2 separate regions of the Homo sapiens genome follow, and region 2 is linked to region 1. A link is an interaction called in ENCODE POLR2A ChIA-PET data of the cell type or tissue named here. Cell type or tissue: MCF 10A. All regions are shown on one strand. Each heading gives the region's core, and the rest is flanking DNA. Links, peaks and the distances in the headings are about the cores only. Region 1 overlaps NXN (nucleoredoxin). Region 2 overlaps NXN (nucleoredoxin).

Region 1 (8,338 bases), core at 3,767-6,266:
GAGTGGTGATGCATGCCTGTGGTCCCTGCTACTCAGGAGGCTGAGGTGGGAGGATCGCTTGAGCCCAGGAGGTCGAGGTTGCAGTGAGCTGTGCTTGCACCCCTGCACTCCAGCCTGAGGAACAGAGCGAGGCCCTGTCTCAAAGAAGTAAAGATTATAAATTAAAACTAATCTTGTGGAACTTAGTCCTGCTGTAAGATACAGATTTTCCTTTTTATTGCATGAGAAGTCCCTTAAACCCTGCTTTCTGTCCCTCTCTGTACCCCGTACGGTACCTGCGCCCCATCCGTGTCGTATGAACCCAAGTTGAGGAGACAGGAACACTCCTGAGCATGTGCTGTACCTGGCACGCTTCTCAACCGTGACCCGTGTGGCAGTTACAGACCTCTCTGTTTTACACGAGGGAGCTGAGGCTTGGAGAGGTCTGGTGGACTTGCTTTGAACCTCACGGCTAGTGGGTTGTCATAGATCCAAGGGTTTAAACTCAGGCCTCCGTGACGCTGAAGCCCACGTCCTTGCCTCTCTGTTCTTCTTTTCCATCGAATGGGAATTGGGTCAAATGGAATTCTGCCTTTTTCTTAGGAAAAAGGAGGTGGAAAAGGCATGTAGAAACACGTAGAAAGCCTTTCTCTTTTTTCCCCCTCAAGCCATAGGGGCCAGCTCTGTGACGGTGGTTCACTGACATGGAGCGAATGGAAAAATGGGGTCATGTCTCCGCCAGAAGCCTGCATTCCCGTTTAATTGGCGAGCACACACTTTCTTTGTATTTGTTTACCTTATGGCTGGTTCTGACAAATAAAATGGATTCTTTTCTCGGCCTCTTCACTTGGGAGGAGTAAGCTGTGGGGTATTAGTGGAGGGAGTGAAGGCCTGAAAATGCCCGGGATTTGGAAAATCTCCGAGAATGTGGTGCAGAAGAAGGTATTCTTGACTTTGGTGACGAGCATATGAACGGCAGCTTCCCAAGTTGGTGACAAGAGCTCATGAACGGCAGCTTCCCCAGTCACCCTCACTGAATCGGACGCTGCCTTGTGACTGTACGTTGTCCACACCTCCCCCTGCACCTCCGCCAAACCTTCGTCGCTGTGGCCACTTGCCTGGGAGAGGACTGGCCGGTCAGCTAGCATGGATTTATGGAGCTCCCACCAGATAAAAGACTGAGGCCAGGCGCGGTGGCTCACGCCTGTAATCCCAGCACTTTGGAAGGTTGAGGCGGGTGAATTGCTTGAGGCCAGGAGTTCGAGACCAGCCTGGGCAACATGGTGAGACCCCCATCTCTACAGAAAAAAAAAAATACAAAAATTAGCCAAGTGTGGTGGTTCACGCCTTGTAGTCCCAGCTACTTGGGAGGCAGAGGTGGCAGGATTGCTTGAGCCCAGGAGGTTAAGGCCGTAGCCATGATCACTCCACTGCACTCCAGCCTGGATCTGAAAAAAAATAAATAAATAACAAAATAAAAGTTTGTTTTATCCAGACTGTCAGGCAAAAATGTTAGGATAAACAATAGAATGAGATCAAAGCCTTCCTCTTTTTGCTTTAGGTTGGAATTCAAACCATCCAGTGTAGTAAGAGGTATTATTTCTATTTTTTTTTTTTTTTTGAGACAGAGTCTCACTCTGTCGCCCAGGTTGGAGTGCAGTGGCACGATCTCAGCTCACTGCAAGCTCCACCTCCCGAGTTGAAGTGATTCTCCTGCCTCAGTCTCCTGAGTAGCTGGGACTACAGCTGTGTGCCACCACGCCCGGCTAATTTTTTGTATTTTTAGTAGAGATGGGGTTTCACCACATTGGCCAGGCTGATCTCGAACTCCTGACCTCAGGTGATCCACCCACATTGGCCTTCCAAAGTGCTGGGATTCCTGGCGTGAGCCACCGCGCCGGCCAACGGTGTTGGTTCCCGTGGAGCGAAGCCTCTCCGTGCGCTGCCAGCCTCCCAGGGAAGAATCATGAGCAAGTGGCAGGTGTCCAGCAGAATCTATCTTACGTCTCTTGGAATAAATATTCCCTCTGGCTCGGTAAGAGCAAAACCCTTTAGTCCAGCTTGGATGTTAGAGAACCTTCTGCTTGCTTAATTTATTGATTTTTTAAAGCCAAAGCAATGTCAGCAGAGCCAAGAATAATGTTGGAGAGATTCTAAGAACATGGCCTTGCGTAGTTTTCCTGACTGAAATCCACTCTGCCTAACACTGGGGACCTGGGAGCTGCTTCCGTGGAGAAACCCGGACCCGTGGTCAGAATGGGGTGGCTCCTGACACAGAGCCTTCAATTTCTGATGGGCTCCACCTGGCCCCAGCCTCTTTGTGCCTTTTGTGTGGTTCCATGCCAGGGTTTTGAGCTGCGTTTGGAGCCTTTGGTTAGAATTTTCTAAGGAGCATTAAAAGTGAGTACCACAGCTGGGCGCGGTGGCTCACGCCTATAATCCCAGCACTTTGGGAGGCCGAGGCGGGCGGATCACGAGGTCAGGAGATCGAGACCATCCTGGCTGACACGGTGAAACCCCGTCTCTACTAAAAAAATACAAAAAAAAAAAATTAGCCGGGCGTGGTGGCGGGCGCCTGTAGTCCCAGCTACTCGGGAGGCTGAGACAGGAGAATGGCGTGAACCCGGGAGGCAGAGCTTGCAGTGAGCTGAGATTGCGCCACTGCACTCCAGCCTGGGGGACAGAGCGACTCTGTCTCAAAAAAAAAAAAAAAAAAAAAAAAAAAAGCGAGTACCGCAGCCCCCAGGTGGGCATGGCGCCTCTCTTCAGAGAGGGGCATGTGTGCGCAAAGAAAAGGAAGCCATTTACTTCCAGAGATGATTCCTGGCTAAGAAACGATTATGAGAAATGAAAGACTAGACATAGGAGACGGACTATGAAATCCTGAACTCTTTTTTTTTTCCTTTTCTTTTCTTTTTTTTGAGATTGAGTCTCGCTCTTGTTGCCCAGGCTGGAGTGTAGTGGTGCGATCTCCGCTCACTGCAACCTCCACCTCCCGGGTTCAAGTGATTCTCCTGCCTCAGCCTCCCAAGTAGCTGGGATGACGGGCGCCTGCACCACGCCCAGCTAATTTTTGTATTTTTAGTAGAGACGAGGTGTCACCATGTTGGCCAGACTGGTCTCTTGGCCAGGCTGGTCTCAACCTCTGACCTCGTGATCCGCCCGTCTCGGCCTCCCAAAATGCTGGGATTACAGGCGTGAGCCACTGCGACCGGCCGCATATGTTGAGTCTTATTAGTCTCTGTCCTAAACTTGACTGATCATGATGGGACATGTCAGCCTGAATGAGACCCTTTCCTGGACCTCTCTTTCATACTGTATCATCCCACCCAGGAGGCCTGACTCAGCTCCGCTTGGTCTTAGATGTCCCTCTTACCCCTAAAGGGGATGGCGCTCGCCATAGGATGCCCCAGGCCAGATTCTTCTTTCATTTACACCTTGGTCATTCTCCTGTGTCCTCCGCTGAGTGTTTGTTTTGGGGGAAAGCCCACACTTTCTTTAGCTCCCAAGATTCTGGATTGGTGATTGGAATACAGATGTTTCAAAACTGTTCACATTCTAGAAACATGTTTTATCGGGACATCCAGAGCTGTTGAGACACTTGGGATCCGTCTTCAGCTCCGTTTAGCTTATTAATTCCCGAGGGACCGTCCATCCCTTTTCTAGTATCTGAACGTTTGGATTCAAGACTCCACTTCCCTGCTAGGTGGCTGGAGAAGCAAACCAGGGTCCAGAAGGTGTTCTAGAAAGTCGGGTGGATGGGGAGAGAATGGAGGAGGAGGATCCGTCCCAGCCTGTCCCCAGCCCAACGGCCCTTTTCCTGTGGCCATCAAATCTTTGTGTCCAGAGTGTTGTCCTTCCCCTGGACAGTGCCGGACACACTTCCCTGACTCGCTTTGGCGAGTTTTCTCTGCTTCTTTTTGACCATGCCCTGCAGTCATCATCCACAGTTCCCCGAATCTCTCTGTTTTTTTTACATGATTATTATTTTTTAGAGACAGGGTCTCGCCCTGTCACCCAGGCTGGAGTGCAGTGGTGCAGTCATAGCTCACTGTCACCTCAAACTTCTGGGTTCAAGGGATCCTCCCACCTCAGCCCCCCAAGTAGCTAGGACTCTAGGTGCACGCCACTACACACAGCTTCGTTTTATTATTTATTTATTTATTTATTTATTTTTTGAGTCAGAGTCTTGCTCAGTCCCCCAGGCTGGAGTGCAGTGGTGCAATCTCAGCTCACTGCAAGCTCCGCCTCCCAGGTTCATGCCATTCTCCTGCCTCAGCCTCTCAAGTAGCTGGGACCACAGGCGCCCACCACCACGCCCGGCTAACTTTTTGTATTTTTTTTAGTAGAGACAGGGTTTCACCATGTTAGCCAGGATGGTCTCGATCTCCTGACCTCGTGATCCGCCCGTCTTGGCCTCCCAAAGTGCTGGGATGACAGGCGTGAGCCACCGCGCCCGGCCCAGCAATGTTTTATTGTTATCTTTTAGTAGAGATGGGGGCTGCATATGTTGCTCAGGCTGGCCTTAAACTCCTGACCTCAGGTCATCCGCCTGCCTGGGCCTCCCACGCTGATTGGGATTACAGGCGTAAGCACCGCACCTGGGCCTGCAACTCTGTCTTTAGATCTTGCGGCTTTGCTGCCTCCCACTTCTGTACAAAATGTGGCACCATGACCCCTGAAGTCCTGCCCCGTGGCTTCTGTATATGATGGGACCGTGACCACTGAAGTCCTTGCCCTGTGAGCCTTCCTCAGTGCTTTTCTTTCTGGGCATTTCTGCCCTTCCAGCATCGACCTGGCTTCATGGAGAGGAGACCAGAGGGTCCCCTCCAGAGTCATCTCTCTTGGGAGGAGCTTTGGCTTCTTAGCCTGGCATGTTTTTGGCCAGCTTCTTTCTTTCCTTAGCCTGAGGTCATGGAGGTGATGTAGGCGGGGTTTGGAGCTGTGGATGGAAATTTGAGGCCTGTGCTGGTTCAACTCCAAGAACAAAGACTACTTTGACAACAGCCAGTGAGCAGCTTCTGCTGGGAGTTCTGGGCGGGGGGCAGGGGTGGGAGGAAGAGAGGCCTCTGTGAACAGGGTGTTTCCATGTCTCAGAAACAGATTCAGTAAGAGACAGTCAGCATCGTCTTCCCCCAGCCTTTCCCTTACTGGCCTGATTGACACCGTCGCTGTCTGAGTTGTGGAGAGAGAAGGAATGGGCAGGAGAGATAGGAAACAAGGCCCTGGTGTGTGTTTTTTTCTTTCCATTTAAAAATAGGAAGTTGGCCAGGTGTAGCCTTCCCCAAGTAGCTAGGACTCGAGGTGCACGCCACTACACACAGCCAAGTTTTATTTTTATCTTTTAGTGGAGACGGGGGCTCACGCCTGTAATCCCAATGCTTTAGGAGGCCAAGATGAACAGATCACCTGAGGTCAGGAGTTCCAGACCAGCCTGGCCAACATGGTGAAACCCTGTGTCTACTAAAATTAGCTGGGCGTGGTGGCGGGCGCCTGTAATTCCAGCTACTAGGGAAGCTGAGGCAAGAGAATCGCTTGAACCCGGGAGACAGAGGTTGCAGCAAGCCAAGATCGCGCCACTGCACTCCAGCCTGGGCGACAGAGCAAGACAACGTCTCAAAAACAAAACAAAGAGGCCGGGTGCGGTGGCTAACGCCTATAATCCCAGCACTTTGGGAGGCCAAGGCAGGCAGATCACGAGGTCAGGAGATCGAGACCATCCTGGCTAACACGGTGAAACCCTGTCTCTACTAAAAATACAAAAAATTAGCCGGGCATGGTGGTGGGCGCCTGAAGTCCCAGTTACATGGGAGGCTGAGGCAGGAGAATGGCGTGAACCCGGGAGGCGGAGCTTGCAGTGAGCCGAGATTGCGCCACTGCACTCCAGCCTGGGTGACAGAGCGAGACTCCATCTCAAAACAAAACAAAACAAAACAAACAAAAGAAACCCCTGCAATTGAGGCAGTTGGGGCAGAGACGGGGGAGGGCTCCGCCTCATTCAGGAGCTGTCTAGGAAGTGACTGAGCAGAAATGAGGAAGAGAGAAGCATGGGGAAGGACTGCCAGGTTTCTGGTTTGGGGACACTGGGTGGAGGGTAGTTGGTTCCATTCATGGAGACAGGGAACCATGGCAGGGAAAGGCAGGGAGGGAGGGAGGGGAGGTGGTCACTTGTGGGAAGGTGGCCGTGCTCAGGAGGCAGCACCCTGTGCCCACGCTGGAATTCTCAGTTACCTGGCTCTAGATGAGATGAAGACAAATTATTTTTTTCTCCTTCTTGTTGGTATGAGTTCTTTTTTTAGGTTTAATTTAACACAATAAAATTCATGGTTCTTAAGGACCCAGCTCAGTGTGTTTGAACAGCTGTTATACCGATATGAACAATTATCCAAACAAGACCAAGAACATTTCCATCTCCCTGCACAGTCCCCTGCTGAGCCTCTCTGGTGACTCCCCCTCCCATCCGTCGCTTTGGTTTTCTGTCACTGTAATTTAGTTTTGCCTGTAGACCGTCATGGAAATGGAATCGTACAGTCAGTGTTATTTTGTGTCGGGCTTCATTTGCTCAGCATGATTGTGAGGTTTATCCTTGTTTTTGTATACATCAGTTTGTTCCTTCTTATTGCTGAGAAGTGTCCCATTGGACGAGCATCTTGTCACAGTGTATCCATTCTTCCAATGATGGATGTATGTGAGTTGTTGTCAGTTTGGGGTGGGGAAGGCTGTTATAAACATTTTTATGGACTTAAAAAAATTATCTTGGGTAAATACTGATGAGTAGGAATCCTGAGCGGTAGAATTCTGAGTCGATTATCAGGTAAATGAACATTTACCTTCATAAGATGGACCAAACGGTTCTTCAAAGTGGTTGTACTGACCAGGCATGGCGGCTCACGCCTGTAATCCCAGCACTTTGGGAGGCCAAGGCAGGCAGATTTCTTGAGCCCGGGAGTTTGAGACTAGCCTGAGCAACATGGCGAAACCCCGTCTCAATGGAAAATTTTCGAGTGTGGTGGTACGCGTTTCTAATCCCAGCTACCCGGGAAGCTGGAGGATCACTTGAGTCTGGGGTGCTGCGGCGAGCTGAGATCGCACCACTGCACTCCAGCCTGGGTAACAGTGAGATCCTGTCTCAAACAACAACAAAGTGTTTGCACCATTTATGTCCCCGGCAGCGGAGTGTGAGACTCGCACTTGCTCCACGTCCTCACCCGGGTTTGATACTGTGGGTGTGTTTTACTTTTGCTATTCTAGTCAGTGTGAAATCATTTTAATTTGCATTTCCTTGATGACACCTTTGCATATTCTTACTGGCTGTCCACCTATCTACTTTCTGGACGTGTCTGTTCATATCTGCTTGTTGAGAGTGTGCACTCCCAGAGCCTGGGCCACGGCTCAGCTACCTGCCGTAGATGGGGCAGGAGGGAAGGAGACGTTTGCAGAGATTTGAACCACAGGAACCAGTCAGCCCCTTGGAGCCCTGGCCCAGGCTGTGGGATTTTCGGAGGAGGCCTTCCATTTTCATCTGTCCTGTTATCAAACCAACTGCATTACTTAGTGTCTGCTTGGAAGTATCTGTCCTTCGCAGTCAGCTTACTCTTTTGGCCAAAAGGAAGCTCTGCTCCTAGATATGGATAAGGAATTTGACAGATCTCCAGCCCTGCCCCCTTAGGAGAAGGCCAGCCCCTCTGCTTCTTCCCCTGTGAGTGGACGTCCTTGGATGCATTAGCTCAGGCGAACTTGGAAGATTCTGTGGGTTTTGTGTGGCCTATTTTGAGTCTCATTGTTTGGCTTTAATCAGAAAAATAAACACTTATTTTTAATTTTCTCCCTGGCCTGGCTGAGCTAGGTTCAAACGATCTTTTTTAACTTGACCACATGTGAATGACCGGAAATGATGTCCTGTTGGGGAAATGGGTCATTTCCAAGATTTTCTCTCCAGGAAAAGTGTAACTTATTAGTTTCCTAAGAAAGGCTCTAACAGGCCACAAAGAAGTTCTTATTAAGACGTTTTCTCCTTTTATGTGGTCCTAATCACAGCCTTATCACAAACCCCAGCCCTGGTTGTTAATCCAAGGTATTTAGTTCTTGTATTTTATATACAAGGAAATAAAGAGACGCCTCCCTCACTCCTCCGCCCCCGGAAATAAAGAGACGCCTCCCTCATTCCTCCGTCCCCAGGAATGATTCGCCCAAGGGTGGGTGTTGTCTCCGGGGACCAGGATCAGGAATTACGCCCTGAATAAGGATAAAGACCTTTTTTCCCTTCACTGAAACAATCATTTTAAAAAATTTGCTGTGATCTCACTTTTTTATTTTAAATTCCTTTAATGAAACCTCACCCTCAAACTTGATACATCAG
Region 2 (8,338 bases), core at 2,752-5,251, 89 kb before region 1:
ATTTGAAGTTAGGGTGCTTAGAAGCCCGTGAGCTAATGATGCTAATTTCCCCATCAGAACAAGTGAAGAGCCGGAGTTCTCCCAGCTGAGGGCACTGGATGGGTGAACACGTCTTGTGGATGGACTCTATCCGTGTCATTTCGCCAATGATAAAAATAACTCTAGAGAAGGGAATTTTGTTTTACACTGAAGGGAAACCAGAGTTCCAGATTGCTAATTTTTTTTAAATTCTCATTAACATTTGTTCTTTAAGCCCATGCGTATACTTCTTCCCATTGGGATAACAAAGGGTATGGTTCTAATTAGTTATTGGCTGGCATTTCTCTAAAGAAAATTGAAAAATTATGGTGGGGAAAGAAAATGCTGTGTGGTATTTCTTTTTTTCTTTTATTAATTTCTCCTTTATATAGTTAAAAAAAACCTGGGGATGACCGTATATGTTAAGCCTGCATTTTGCCTGGTTCCTCTCACCTTGACAGGAACTGTGAGAAAACACCAAAAAAAAAAAGGACAAAAATGTAAAAAAACATTCTTTATACAAAATTGTCCTGTTTCTGCCTGTTGTCATGGTAGGTACAAAAGTAATTGAAGCTTAATTTTTTTGGCTTCCAAAACACATATTATTTCAGCTTCCAAAACACACATTATTATATAGCTGTGCATAAATTGTAATTAGATGGTAATAGAACTTTGAGAGCATTTATAACAATTTCATCAGCAAATCTATAATCCTGAAGTTAAGGCAGTTAGACTTGTTTTAATAAGTAGGTTGGTAGATGATTTTCACATTTCTAGAGAGAAGGAATGTGATCGATAGTCAGGAGGTGGTGAAATTTGGACTTTGGGGATTTGGTCTTCCCTTTGGATTAGTATGTTACTCACTCGTCAAGACTGGAGAGGTCCGTCTCCGGGATCCACTTCAGCCTCATAGAAGTGAGCACTCTTTTGGTGTTAAAGTCGCAGAGCTCAACTTTGTCTGGGCTGGATGCCTGATCAAAAACATATGGTCAGTGTGGGTGCACTGACATCCAAGGGTGCAGACCACTGGCTTCCTCTGGACAGTTTTGTGAGGCTCTGGTGTGGCCCCAGGACTTCCTGCATGACAAAGGGGAAGAGAAAGTCTGCAGAGTCAGGGGACCCTGGTCCAGTATCCCTGGTCAGCCTGCTCCAGCCAGGGGAAGTGGAGTCTCACTCTGGCTGCTCTGGGTGGTTCTTTCAGTTCAGACTCAATGAGAAGCTTGGCTGAGAATTTACTTGAATCCCTTTGGCCCTATGGGTGGGACAGGATTTGGTAGCAACCTCAACATTCTTACAACTCCAGCTCTGCCACTCTTCCTTGAATCCAAACACTGCAGCCAGGAAGAGAACAGTTGCTGTGACACCACTGTATCTTTTCTTTGCATTCACTTTCAAGGTGGGAAAAGATGGCAAAAAGGTGCAGATTTGAAAATTAGGATTTTCTGCCTTCTTCATAAGAAGCCCGGACCAGCCAGGACAGGCTCCCACTGGTGACTGTGTTTCTAGGACTTGGGCCAGTCTTTTAGTAATAAAGGACAACAGTCCAGTTAGGAGCAGGCCGGGTGTGATGGCTCACACCTGTAATTCAGCACTTTGGGAGGCCAAGGTGGGGGGATCACTTGAGCCTAGGAGTTTGAGACCAGCCTGGGCAACATGGTGAAACATTGTCTTTGCAAAAAATAACAATTAGCTGGTCACAGTGGTGGGTACCTGTGGTCCCAGCTACTCGGGAGGCTGAGGCAGGAGGATTGCTTAAACCCAGGAGGTGGAGGCTGCAGTGAGCCATGTTTGTGTCACTACACTCCAGCCAGGACAACACAGCAAGACCCTGTATTAAATAAATAAATAAATAAATAAATAAATAAAAATAAAGTAATAAGAGCAATGTTCCTTGAGAGGCTTTTTCTTGTTCCATCATTTGTAATATATTTTTTAATCTCTTTGTTTTTTCTCTGCATAATAAGGCAGTCTAATACATGGCTAAAAATATAGAGTCTTTTGTCCTTCTGCTTGAGTTCACGCCCCCGCTCTGCCGTTTATTAGCTGTGTGTCCTTGTGCAAGGCGCTGTACATCTCTGTACCACACGTTCCTTTTCCATTTGTGATAACAGCACCTGCCTTATTGTGTAAAGGCTACGCGAGATAATATACACGTGCCTGGCATGTGGTGAGTGCTCAATAAATGCTATTATTGTGTTTAGATAAATGATCATTAAGTTTAGTCATTCATTTCATAGCTTGAGCCTTGGGAATCTATCACATTACTGAACTGTAAAACGGTTATGAGGTATATCCATATATCTATATATATATATCTATATACTTTTTTGAGATGGAGTCTCGCTCTGTCACCCAGGCTGGAGTGCAGTGGTGCGATCTCGGCTCACTGCAAGCTCCGCCTCCCGGGTTCACGCCATGCTCCTGCCTCAGCCTCCTGAGTAGCTGGGACTACAGGCGCCCACCACCACGCCTGGCTAATTTTTTTTGTATTTTTAGTAGAGACGGGGTTTCACTGTGTTAGCCAGGATGGTCTCGATCTCCCGACCTCGTGATCCGCCCAGCTCAGCCTCCCAAAGTGCTGGGATTACAGGCATGAGCCACCGCGCCCGGCATGAGGTATATTTTTAAACTTTTCAAACCAATGACTTTTACAAGCATACAAGGGGATTTGATGAAGGTGTCAAAAAAATTGCCCTACAATGGCCGGGCACTGTGGCTCACGCCTGTCATCCCAGCACTTTGGGAGGCCGAGGTGGGTGGGTCACTTGAGGTCAGGAGTTCAAGACCAGCCTGGCCAACATGGTGAAACCCCATCTCTACTAAAAATACAAAATTAACCAGGTGTGGTGGTACACACCTGTACTCCCAGCTACTCGGGAGGCTGAGGCAGGAGAATCGCTTGAACCCGAGAGGTGGAGTTGGCAGTGAGCTGAGATCGGGCCACGGCACTCCAGCCTGGGTGACAGAGCAAGACTCCGTCTTGGAAAAAAAAAATTAAATAAAAAAAATTGCCCCATAAGAGATTATAACTGCGAAGAAAGACCTAGAAGAATGAAACAACAAATACAGTGCCTTAAAGTCCCGGGATATTACTGATACTTACTGAGCTCTGTATTTCTATCTGCCAATGACGCTCCAGACTGCTGCTGATCGACGAAGCCTGGGAAAGATTTAAGTTACTATTAAGTTACCCTTTCAGTCACCCTTGTAACTTAAAGATGATCAGGCACTCTTCTTGAGAGAAATTACGCACAAAGCAATCATTTTGTGGTTTCCCAAAGCTATTAGGTGTGTCTTCCGCTGACCCTGTTTGCTTAACTCTGGGCGGTGTAGAGGTTGAAAGACTGCTGTTTCGCGTGGGAAATGGAGGGTGCTCATCTCTGGAGCTGTAGAAACGCCACCTCTAGCGTGGACCTGCCTCCCGTCCCAGCTCTGGAATGCTGCGGGATGGGTTTGCTCAGACATGTAGGCATTGCTGGTTTGGTACTCATCTCCCAGTTAGCAGCTCAGGCCTGCCTCTGAGTAGCCGTCCACAGCTCTTGCTGATCGATTTGTCTTCTGACACGGGTTGGAATGTGAGCTAGAGCACAGAGGCAAGCCCTGGAAGTTAGGGTCACTGATTTGATTCTACCTTTTTTTTTTTTTTTTTGAGACGCAGTCTCGCTCTGTCGCCCAGGCTGGAGTGCAGTGGAGCGATCTGGGCTCACCGCAATCTCCGCCTCCCGGGTTCCTGCCATTCTCCTGCCTCAGCCTCCCGAGTAGCTGGGACTACAGGGGCCCGTCACCACCCCTGGCTAATTTTTTGTATTATTAGTAGAGACGGGGTTTCACCGTGTTAGCCATGATGGTCTCGATCTCCTGACCTCGTGATCCACCCGCGTCAGCCTCCCAAAGTGCTGGGATTACAGGCGTGAGCCACCGCACCCGGCCCTGATTCTACGTTTTAAAATATTCCTACCTTTTGTTGGGAAGGTGTTGTAATGTGCACACACATTTGAGAAAACAGGCTTTGTGCACAGCTGGGGTCGGGGTTGAACAAACCCCTTGGGGATCTTCCTTTTTCCTGACAGTGATCAGGGTTCCAGGGCTCCAGCTCGTCCCGTTGTGAACTAGGTGGGATCCTTCCTGCATGATTTCATTTTGGCCAGGAGAGCACAGGCTTGGCATAGGATGTGTTTTCTTTCCTTTTTTTCTTTTTCTTTTTTTTCAGATGGAGTCTCGCTCTGCCAGGCTGGAGAGCAGTGGCGCGATCTCGGCTCACTGCAACCTCCGCCTCCTGGGTTCAAGCGATTCTCCTGCCTCAGCCTCCCGAGTAGCTGGGATTACAGGCGCCAGCCACCACGCCTGGCTAAGTTTTGTATTTTTTAAATTTTTTTTGAGATGGAGTTTTGTTCTTGTTGCCCAGGCTGGAGTGCAATGACACCATCTCAGCTCACCGTGACCTCTGCCTTCTGGGTTCAAGCAATTCTTCTGCTTCAGCCTCCCGAGTAGCTGGGATTATAGGCGCATGTGCCACCACGCCCGGCTAATTTTGTATTTTTAGTAGAGATGGGGTTTCACCATGTTGGTCTGGCTGGTCTCCAACTCCCAACCTTAGGTGGTCCGCCTGCCTTGGCCTCCCAAAGTGCTGGGCTTACGGGTGTGAGCCACCGTGACTGGCCAATTTTTATATTTTTAATAGAGACAGGGTTTCACCATGTTGGCCAGGCTGGTCTTGAACTCCTGACCTCAGGTGATCCACCCGCCTCGGCTTCCAAAGTGCTGGGATCACAGCGTGAGCTGCGGCGCCCGGCCAGGATGTGTTTTCTTTCTTCATGATCTGAATTCCCAGTGGTGCATGGTGTGAACCACCAAGGTGCTTAGTTTTCTGTGTTGCATTGAATTTACCGTTTATGCGTATTCCAAGACAATCAAGGAAAATCGCTATGAATTTGGAATCTTTGTGAATCCTGACTTTCTTTTTTTTTTTTGAGATGGAGTCTCGCTCTGTCACCCAGGCTGGAGTGCAGTGGCGCGATCTCGGCTGACTGCCAGCTCCGCCTTCCCGGTTCACGCCATTCTCCTGCCGCAGCCTCCCGAGGAGCTGGGACCACAGGTGCCCGCCCTCACGCCCGGCTAATTTTTTGTGTTTTTAGTAGAGACGGGGTTTCACCGTGTTAGCCAGGATGGTCTTGAACTCCTGACCTCATGATCCACCTGCCTCGGCCTCCCAAAGTGCTGGGATGACAGGCGTGAGCCACCGCGCTCGGTCTGTTTTTGTTTCTCAATGAGTGTTTTAAAGAGGACTAAATGAGCAAATGGATGTCACAGCTGGGTGAGTCCCAGCAGCTTCTTGTGCAACTGGATTGCCGTGTGATTCTGTGCTCAAAAATAGGAAAAAGCTTGACTCTCCATTTTTGAAATGTCAAATATCTGAGTCTATTAAAAGAGACTCGGCCACGCGCGGTGGCTCACGCCTGTAATCCCAGCACTGTGGGAAGCCGAGGTGGGCGGATCACCTGAGGTTGGGAGTTCTAGACCAACCTGACCAATGTGGAGAAACCCTGTCTCTACTTAAAATACAAAATTAGCCGGGTGTGGTGGTGCATGCCTGTAATCCGAGCTACTGAGGAGGCTGAGGCAGGAGAATCACTTGAACCCTGGAGGCGGAGGTTGCATTGAGCCGAGATCGCACCACTGTACTCCAGCCTGGGGAATAAGAGTGAAACTCCGTGTCAAAAAAAAAAAAAAAAAAGAGTCTCATATCTGCAGACCTGTCATGCCATGCTTTAATATTTCATTGTTTGCATTTCTCTAGCATCTTTCTTCCAAAGAACTCAAAATGCGTACATATTACGTCTTCCAGCAACTAGTAATCAGTAGATATTCACCGTTTTAACTTTTCCAAGTATGTTAGAGCTGGAGAATTGAAGCAAAGAGCACCGATTATTAGATCAGGGTCACAGTGTTGGATGAAAGAGCTTGGCTGAACTCCCTTAAATTCAACTTGGTCCTTTCTGTTCACGGAATTGTACCTTAAAAAATACTCACATCAAACGTTCCGCATGGAGGAGGAGGAGCAGCAAGCCTCTTCAGGTGGCTTTCTTCCTCTAGGTGTGCAGGGACCGCTCTGAGATAAGACAGAGGTAGTTGAACGGCTTGAAACATTCGCTGGTTGCTTGGAAGGCAGGAGAGCGAGAACCTCTTCTCTCTTGCTGCCTTTTTCCATGGTGGTGTTTTTTTTTCTAAGGGCCTTTTTAATGATTTGGCTTTTTTTTAGTTCCTCCAGTGAAGGGCCCCCCAACTCCCCCTTCATCCTACGGAAAGCCTGCAGGCTGCTGTAGTGCTTTTTGTTCAGAGACAAAATTGAACTTCAGGTGTCCTGCCGAGATCCTAGGACTAAATCAGTCCTCCCTTTTATGAGGTTTGCAGAAACTGCCGTTCCAACTTCCAGTGAAATCTCAAACCTGTGCTTTCTGCACCACGACGAGGCAGAAGCCCAGTGCCGTTACTCGGGAGTGAGACCCGTCATGGAAAGTTTTGTTCTGTGGCCTCCGTGATTAAAAGCAAACGTAAATTTTCTGCGGCTTGCCGGTCATAACTCTTGGACCAGATACACAGTGTATTTTTGTATGAACTACATCAGAAAGTCCTTTTAAAAAAACAACGTAAGCTTCACTTCGTCGCTTCCTTCTGTCCAATCCGTCAGCCTCTCCCCCTGCTCCCCAGGGTGTCTCAGTACAGGCACCAATTACAGGTAAATTCAAGTGCTGTTTCTACAGTGAATGACGGTTTTATCTCATATCGTTGTCGAACAGTCACCAAACAGGGTGTGGTGAGTTCTGCTGTCCTAGGGATAGGGCTTTCTCTTTGTTTTCCTGGGAGAATTTCATCCAGATGCATCAGTTCCACATTTTTTTTTAATTTGTCTTTTTTTGGTCAATATGCCTGGGATAAAAATCTGGATGGATTTAATCTGTTTAAAATCAGAAGGCGCTGCTTTTCCTCCCGTTAAACGTGATCAGGTCAAGACGGTTTTCTTTTGATCGTGGTGGCTCACAGCACAGCTGCCTCATCTGTTACTCATTTTTCAGGTTTTGATGTGAAATCTGAAGATTGGGCGGGACCACGTGCAATAGGGAAAAATCGCAGTGTGACCGCCGGAGCCCCGAATAGGCGTGAATGTAGCTGTGAGTGCAGCGTTTTCCAGCTCTGGGCATGTTCTTGACTGCAATTGTAAAAATTGTTTTTACCCGTGATCTTTCAAAAATACTCCATTATGGTATGTGAATATTTAAAGTGTGTTCCATAGTAGACGAAGAATATAGACTGGAAATCCAGATCCAGGTTTCCCGGGTTGGAAACTTGGCTGTTTCCCGGGGGTGTGACTTTGGGGCCAGTTCTGGAATTTCTGTGTCTCTAGTTTCCTGGTGAGTAAAATGGAGATGATGGTACCAGCCTCTTAGGGTGGTTGTTAAGGATTGAATGACATAATATTTGACAAGTACTTAGGATGGTGCCTGGTGCATAGCACGTGCCGTTTAAATGTTTACCAGGCGCTTCGGTATTCATTCCACATTTTATGGTTATTTGGATTATAAGAGAGAGGAATTCAGCCTTTTTACCTCTTTGTACCCCTCCCCCATTCCAAAGCACCTAGTTATTTATTTGTATCTAGAGACTATCACAGAACCTGGTTTCTCTTCATTTTTTTGCTTCTTTTCTTTCTTTTCTTTTCTTTTTCTTTCTTTCTTTCTTTTTTTTGAGACCGTGTCTCTCTCTGTCTCCCAGGCTGGAGTGCAGTGGTACGATCTCAGCTCACTGTGACCTCTGCCTCTTAGGTTCAAGCGATACTCCTGCCTCAGCCTCCTGAGTAGCTGGGATTACAGGTGCCCGCCACCACGCCTGGCTCATTTTGTCTTTTTAATAAAGACAGGGTTTCACTATCTTGACGAGGCTGGTCTTGAACTCCTGACCTCAAGCGATCCGCCTGCCTCAGCCTCTCAGAGTGCTGGGATTACAGGCGTGAGCCACCATGCCTGGCCTCTCTTCATTTTCCTTCTAGGACAATAATTGTCTGTCAGTTGTTGATTTGATGACATCTGTGTCTTTGATTGTTTGCTTGTTTGTGTGAGAGAGCTCTTGCTGTGTTGCCCAGGCTAGAGTGCAGTGGCACAGTCAGGGCTCACTGCAGCTTTGACCTGGGCCCAGGCAGTCCTCCCACCTCAGCCTCCCGAGTAGCTGGGAATGCAGGTGTGCACCACCACGCCGGGCTGCATCTGTGTATCTTTGCATATGGGTGTAATTCTAGATCATCTCTTTGACTAATCAGGTGCTCGGT

Evidence for each region. Peaks named below come from ENCODE experiments on the same cell type or tissue, not always from the same donor. Only the 100,000 strongest peaks of a DNase experiment are listed, where the experiment ranks them.
Region 2: POLR2A ChIA-PET joins it to region 1 with 9 read pairs; 16 of 35 experiments call an interaction of 5 or more read pairs at or near these places.

What each region holds. Positions count from the first base shown.
Region 1 is chr17:880,040-888,377 of GRCh38, reverse strand. The region is part of intron 1 of NXN (nucleoredoxin); the gene reads left to right. Among named protein-coding and RNA genes, the nearest start is that of NXN, 96 kb to the left of the region's middle. RefSeq lists an enhancer at 620-1,119. In MCF 10A, for the core only: no CTCF peak of the experiment used is centred there; a DNase peak (open chromatin) is centred at 4,947.
Region 2 is chr17:968,360-976,697 of GRCh38, reverse strand. All of the region lies in intron 1 of NXN (nucleoredoxin), which reads left to right. Among named protein-coding and RNA genes, the nearest start is that of NXN, 7.2 kb to the left of the region's middle. RefSeq lists enhancers at 3,266-3,765, 3,766-4,267. In MCF 10A, for the core only: no CTCF peak of the experiment used is centred there; no DNase peak of the experiment used is centred there.